Regions from separate parts of the Homo sapiens genome. Here region 1 is linked to region 2. Evidence: chromatin contacts called from ENCODE Hi-C or POLR2A ChIA-PET data. All regions are on one chromosome and are shown on one strand. The core of a region is the stretch at or near the end of the contact, and the rest is flanking DNA. Distances in the headings are between cores, read along the strand shown.

Evidence for each region. A loop is a pair of places that touch in the nucleus more often than their neighbours do. ChIA-PET counts read pairs that join two places held with the same protein, here RNA polymerase II (POLR2A). Pooled maps may share reads with other maps.
Region 1: a map of heart right ventricle shows a loop between it and region 2 (4-fold over the local background). The contact joins two enhancer-like sites. A Hi-C loop is called at or near these places in 35 of 168 maps with a recorded cell type or tissue (Calu3, HCT116, K562 and 21 more), 11 of 37 single-sample maps with no recorded cell type and 40 of 50 pooled maps. POLR2A ChIA-PET finds 5 or more read pairs at or near these places in 1 of 52 experiments (activated CD8-positive, alpha-beta memory T cell).

Annotation. Positions count from the first base shown.
Region 1 is chr2:33,021,667-33,024,852 of GRCh38, reverse strand. All of the region lies in intron 3 of LTBP1 (latent transforming growth factor beta binding protein 1), which reads right to left. Among named protein-coding and RNA genes, the nearest start is that of LTBP1, 76 kb to the right of the region's middle. Within about 2 kb of position 1,437, at least 3 of the 41 ENCODE cell types and tissues checked have a DNase peak (open chromatin) inside an H3K27ac peak, as active enhancers do.
Region 2 is chr2:32,558,106-32,561,173 of GRCh38, reverse strand. All of the region lies in intron 65 of BIRC6 (baculoviral IAP repeat containing 6), which reads right to left. All of the region lies in intron 1 of BIRC6-AS2 (BIRC6 antisense RNA 2), which reads left to right. Among named protein-coding and RNA genes, the nearest start is that of BIRC6-AS2, 15 kb to the left of the region's middle. Within about 2 kb of position 1,818, at least 2 of the 41 ENCODE cell types and tissues checked have a DNase peak (open chromatin) inside an H3K27ac peak, as active enhancers do.

The sequences.
Region 1 (3,186 bases), core at 188-2,687, 460 kb before region 2:
AGTCAATAAATGCATGTTATTTTAGGTTGCTAAGTTTTGGGGTGATTTGTTACACAGCCAAAGAAAACTAATATGCCAGGCTACCTAGCCTCACATCATTGCCTCCCCTGGATACACCCTTCTCCTCCAGTTGTATGTATCTGAATCCAACCATCTTTTCACAGACACCTTCTCTAAGGAGCCATCCCTGGACTCCACTGCACTAACACTCCAAAATCTGGAAACAACTGCTCTTTCCTTTGATTTCCTAAGGAACTTTATTTGTATTTGGTTCTAAATCAAGTTGCCTAAAACCAATTCAGCCAAAGGTAAAACCAATTCATCTAATCCCCACCTGCCTAAAATATGTGCTTTTAACACTACAATTTTACCAAACTAGCTGTTCCTCAAACATCTCAGGCACACTCCTGCCTCAAAGCCTCTGCCTCACCCCTACATATCTGCAGGGTTCATGCACTTATCGCAGGCCTTTGCTTAAATGCCTCTCAGTAGGGTCTTCCCTGGCAGCCTATTTAAAACTGCCACACCCCTCACTCTTCCCCACCACACACCAACCCAGCATGTCCTATCTGCTAATGCAGTTTTATTTTCTCCACAGCACTTATGAATATCTAATGTGTATTTTAATTATGTCATTTATCAACTGTCTCTCCCTCTCTAAACTGTAAGTTCCAAGAAAGCAGACATTTTATGTAGTTGCCTAGTGTTATCTATCCTTAGCTCCCTGAACTGTGCCCTCATACATAAAATATGCTCCATAAAAACTTGTTGAATAAGTGATCAAGATGATAGCACTTCATGTGACACACAATGAACGTAACACTAAACATTTTGGCATGTTAGACATATTTATGTATATAGTTGAATACTTTAAGGAGGCTTAATCAATCTCCTCCTTTACTGGTTAAACACAAAACCTGAAATATCCTAAAATAGGCAATCTGAAAGATAACTTAAGGATTGTAACATTTCTCAAAAGTAGCCAAAGTGGGCCTATCACATGTGATTCCTTGGCCATTTGATTAAACATGACTCACTGTGATTATGTCATAACCTAAATTAATCAAAGGGCTAATTCTATAGCTTTGTATAGTTTCCTTTGTATAGCTCATTTGTCATTTCAAAATCTCCTTAAGAGCAGGACTGGATCTTGTACATCTTAATCTTCTCTGCAGGGACTAGATAATGGGGCAAACTATATAGTTTATTAATATCAGGATTGATGGCACCCAAGGCCATCTCTTCTCATCTCTTCTCTTTACTTAAAAGTGCACCAGTAGGCACACCCATATATACATGCCTATAACAATGCTACCATAAAAAAGCATCTTCATTCAGCAGATGAAGTCTCCAAAGCAAACTGCCTAATGACTTTATTTTACCAAAGCTGAGTCAGAGCTGAAACCTTAGCCTCCTCTTTGACTCACAACATTCTTGTCTAAAGTACACCGCGGCTACCAAAAGGAAGGAAAAAAAATAGACTGTTCCTTTATCTGACATCCGACATACGGTTCTTACTAACAATCCATATATATACATCATAGAGGGTCAAATTCTAACAGTGGATGGTGATATTGAAGATGAATAATGTTGCTTGTAAATTACTTTACAGTTTATGTAAGTCATAATGCTAGAAAAAACTAATTGCAATTCACAGTAATCTGACTCTTGATCGCCAAAGCATAGTTCAACACAGAATTGTTTTTTGTTTTTAATATCCAAAACAATGTTGGAAGGGAGATGTCTAGCTATGATATAATCAAAGCTTTATACCGTTCCAAGGACACACAGTTATATTCATGTTCTGGCACACACAAAAAAAGCACTACTATCCTTTAGAGAAAAAGTTAGCAAACTACAGTTCATGGGCCAAATCCAGCCCACAGCCTGCTTTCCTATGGCCCAGAAGTTAAGGATAACTTTTATGTTTTTTAATGGTTGAGAAAAAAATTTAAAAAAGAATAATACTTCATGACCTGTGAAATTTATATGAAATTCAAATTTCAATGTCCATAAAGTTTTATTAGAACACAGTCACACTCATTAATTCATACACTGTCTATGGCTGCTTTTGTGCTACCATGGCAGAACTGAGTAGATGCAACAGAAACCGTATGTCCCACAAAGCTAAAAATATTTACTATCTGTCCCTTTACAGAAAATTTTTGCCAACTCCTTCCTTCAGGGCATGGATGCTGAAACGTGACTGCCTCTGTTTAAATTGTAATACTGTCACTTAGTAACTGTGGGACCTTGAACAAACTATTTAACCACTCTGTACCTCAGTCTTCTCATCTGTAAAATGGGTTTAATAATGTTACCTTCCTTACAGGATCCTTGTGAGCTGTAAGTGAACAATACACAATAAGTGTTTAAAAGAGTACCTGGCACATAGTAAGCCCTTACTAAGTATTAGCTATACCTATCTTACCTTTGCTTCTTGTTGAGGGCTGCAGAATGTGTTTTCCAACAGCAAAGTAGCATTTCAAACTAGTCCCTAAATCTAGCTACCACAATAGAACTGAAGTATTATGAGACAAGAAGAAATTAGAGAATAATGAAGAAAAACAGAAAAAAAAAAAAAAAAGAGGATTGAGGAGGGAATAGGAGAAAAGAAAAAGACCACACTCAGAAGAAACAGTAGGTGGTCTATTCGAAGGGGAAGTAAAAATAAGGATAATTTCATCTATAGCAACAGACTGAATAACTTCTGTGGGCTGACTGGATACTAATCACCATATGGAAGCTGTCTCTGCAGAGGGAAGAAGCATTCTAAATTCCAAGCAAGTGACTTACAAATGAACTGCTACGTCAAGCCCATTTTTAAGTTGGGAACTTCCTGTATTTTACCTTCCTAGACAAATGACAAGTGATAGTTGCAGTACATTCTGCATCTTATTATCCATACAGAATAGCTCATTAAGAGGAGACAATTTGTTTAAGGACCCGGTGCAGCTGAGTGGCTGCTTGTAATGCAACTCAGAGAACGGGGTAATCTTTCTTCTCTGAGTTCTCATTTTGTTCAGAATAGCACTTACTTCCTAACACTAAGAAAAAAAAAACCTTGTTCCCATAAATAGAAAACAAGCTCATTCACCAAAAATGGACCCACACGGCAACTGGGAGATAAACATGGTGTTAACAGAAGGTACACTTAACCTGCTACTGAGGTTGAGAAATTCTCTC
Region 2 (3,068 bases), core at 569-3,068:
CAGGCTGCAGTGCAATGGCATGGTCTCGGCTCACTGCAACCTCTGTCTCCCGGGTACAAGTTACTCTCCAGCCTCAGCCTCCCAAGTAGCTGGGACTACAGGCACGTGCCACCACGCCCGGCTAATTTTTGTATTTTTAGTAGAGATGGGGTTTCACTATGTTGGCCAGGCTGGTCTCGACCTCCTGACCTCGTGATCCACCCGCCTCGGCCTCCCAAAGTGCTGGGATTACAGGTGTGAGCCACCGCCCCCGGCCTACTTGCAGGTCAATTTATAAAGCACGAGATGTTGCATAAAAAAAAAAAAGTCGGGCACAGTGGCTTATGTATGCAATCCCAGTGACTCAGGAGGCTGAGACAAGAGGATTGCTTAAGGCCAGGAGTTTTGAAACTAGCCTGGGCAACATAATGAGAACCTATTTCTACAAAAAATTTTAAAACTTAGCTGGGCATGGTGGCAGGTGCCTGTAGTCCCAGCTAATCAGGAGGATGTTTGAGCCTAAGAATTGAAGGCTGCAGTGCCCTATGAGCACACCACTGCACTCCAGCCCGGGTGGCAGAGAAGACTATGACTGAAGAAGAAAAAAGAAAAAATATATAGTTACATTATATTCACATGTAAACAAAAGGGCATAGAGAAAACAACACAGCTCCTCTGAAATAAATGAAACATGCTATTCCCTCTTATTTAACTGGTATATATTTTACTCTATTGAGTTAGCATTAGGAGAGGCCAACTGGGAATCTTACATTATGGAAATAGAAGAAGATATTCTCTTCATATCAAGGAGTATGAAGGCAAAAGCTAGCAAAACAAGGTAATAATAAGCACTGGCACACGAGACTGGGAATAGTCCAAAAAATGTGAGAGATAAAATTGTGTGTTTATTTTACAAAAATCTTTAAAATTTTAAAAAGAACTTTAAATTTCATTACTGTACTTTAAAAAATATCTCAAGATATCAAATTTCTTCATTTTAAACTAAAAATATCAAGTTTTTTGTATTTCTGTATTTTTCTTGACAACCATTAGTTACGTAAGTATGCTTTTCTTTAAGTCAAATTCTATATTAATGCATATGACAATCTATGCCTATGTCTGGAACCTGACATGTGTTATTTATATCGGATTTATTATTATTGTTGTCATTATTTTTTTGAGATGAAGTCTCACCCTGTTGCCCAGGCTGGAGTGCAGTGGCGTGATCTCGGCTCACTGCAACCTCCGCCTCCCGGGTTCAGGCAATTCTCCTGCCTCAGCCTTCCAAGCAGCTGGGATAACAGGCACCCGCCACTACACCTGGCTAATTTTTTTGTATTTTCAGTAGAGACAGGGTTTCACCATGTTGGCCAGGCAAACCCTTGAACTCAGGTGATCCACCGGCCTTGGCCTCCCAAAGTGCTGGGATTACAGGTGTGAGCCACTGTGCCGGCCTTATTTTTTTTTTTTTTTTAAAGATTTTGAAGACCCCCCCAACCAAGAGGAGAACTTGGAAAACTAATGTAGAGCTGATTTATGCTCTCCTTTTAAGACATGTGCTTTTATTGTAAATTAATGTGTACCGGTGGTCAGCAAGCAACAAGAATGGATAAAGATAATAAACCCTTAATAAAAACCTGCCTGTTAAAGCACAAAACAACATAAAAACTACTTCAATCTTGAATTCTTTCATTCTATTTTTGCCATGAAGAGCTTCATCAGAAAACCCTTAGATGTCTTCAAATTTAGCTCCTTTACACATACTTCATTGTTATTACAGGATTCAATGTGCGCCTGCCTGACAAAGAACAGAGGCACAACACGCTGTTATGCAACACCATGTCTCCAAGTGCAGCTTGCAGCTCCTTTACTCAGCAAGCACCAAATGCATGTTTAATCAGTGTTACAGCTTACAACCAGGCAAGTGAAGTCACTATCCTTCCAATCCTCAAAAGGGCCTGTTTGCTGATTTATGCATAGCTTGAAGACTATCTTGGAATTGTCATCAACAGCTACAGATGCGGGTGTGTGACATTACAAAACTTATGCCAATAAACAATTTTTTTCATTTTTATAGTAGTAACTGGTAGTAGGGAGAGGAATAAAATCACTTTCTGCATTTGGAACTAAAACATTTCAATGGGGAAAAGTATCTTCAAACAGCTGAAAAGAAAAAGAACAGTGTAAAGGTTCATCAGACAGAAAATTCAAAAGAAATAACCATAAACATTAGCATTTTGGAGGAAATATGTGATTCAGCATATAAAAAACCTAAAAAAACTAAAAAATAGAGCCTATTTACAGTGTGACTTACTTGCAGAGGCTAGCAATTTACATCAAATAGTTACAGTGAAATTTACCACAGATTACTAACAGCGAAGATACATCCCTTCAGGATATACTGAAAACATTTGCCATCTTTGATATGAAGCTTGTTCAGCTTTTGTTCACAAGCCCTCCGTGAAGAGAAAAGGTTCATTCATCACTATTGTGGACTAAAGCAACATATCTGATAACACTTTACTCCTGATGCAATGTAGGGTAAGCAGCACTTCTCTTTTAATTATTTTAAAACTCTGACATTTAGTAACTCCATTATTTTAAGCTTAAATATGTGATGTGTTTAATCTGTGGAAATAAATCTTTTATTAAGAGATAAACTCTGCTATTAATTGCTTTTTCAAAATATTAGTAAAATGGAATTAATTTCAATACTAGATTATAAAATTAATGACACAATGATCCTCTAATCTTCAAAGGAAAAAATTATTTAAATCCCTATTCTGCTCAACTGCTCCCCAAAAGAGTTGCTTTAAAAAGGAGTTGATGTTCTAAACTTACCGAATTGTATACACTAAGTATGTGTAGTTTTTTGTATATAAATTGCAGTTCACATTAAATACATCAGCCTAGTTAGATACGTAAAAATTTTTAAGTATCTAAGTAAATACAGAATACGTAAATGGCAGAATCTAACTTCTACATTTTCATTATATTTTCGGCTCTTCAGCCCAAATGTTAAAAACAACAGATTTTAAATTCTATTAAAATACACTCATTTACTATCATTTTCCAACACGTTAACAGAC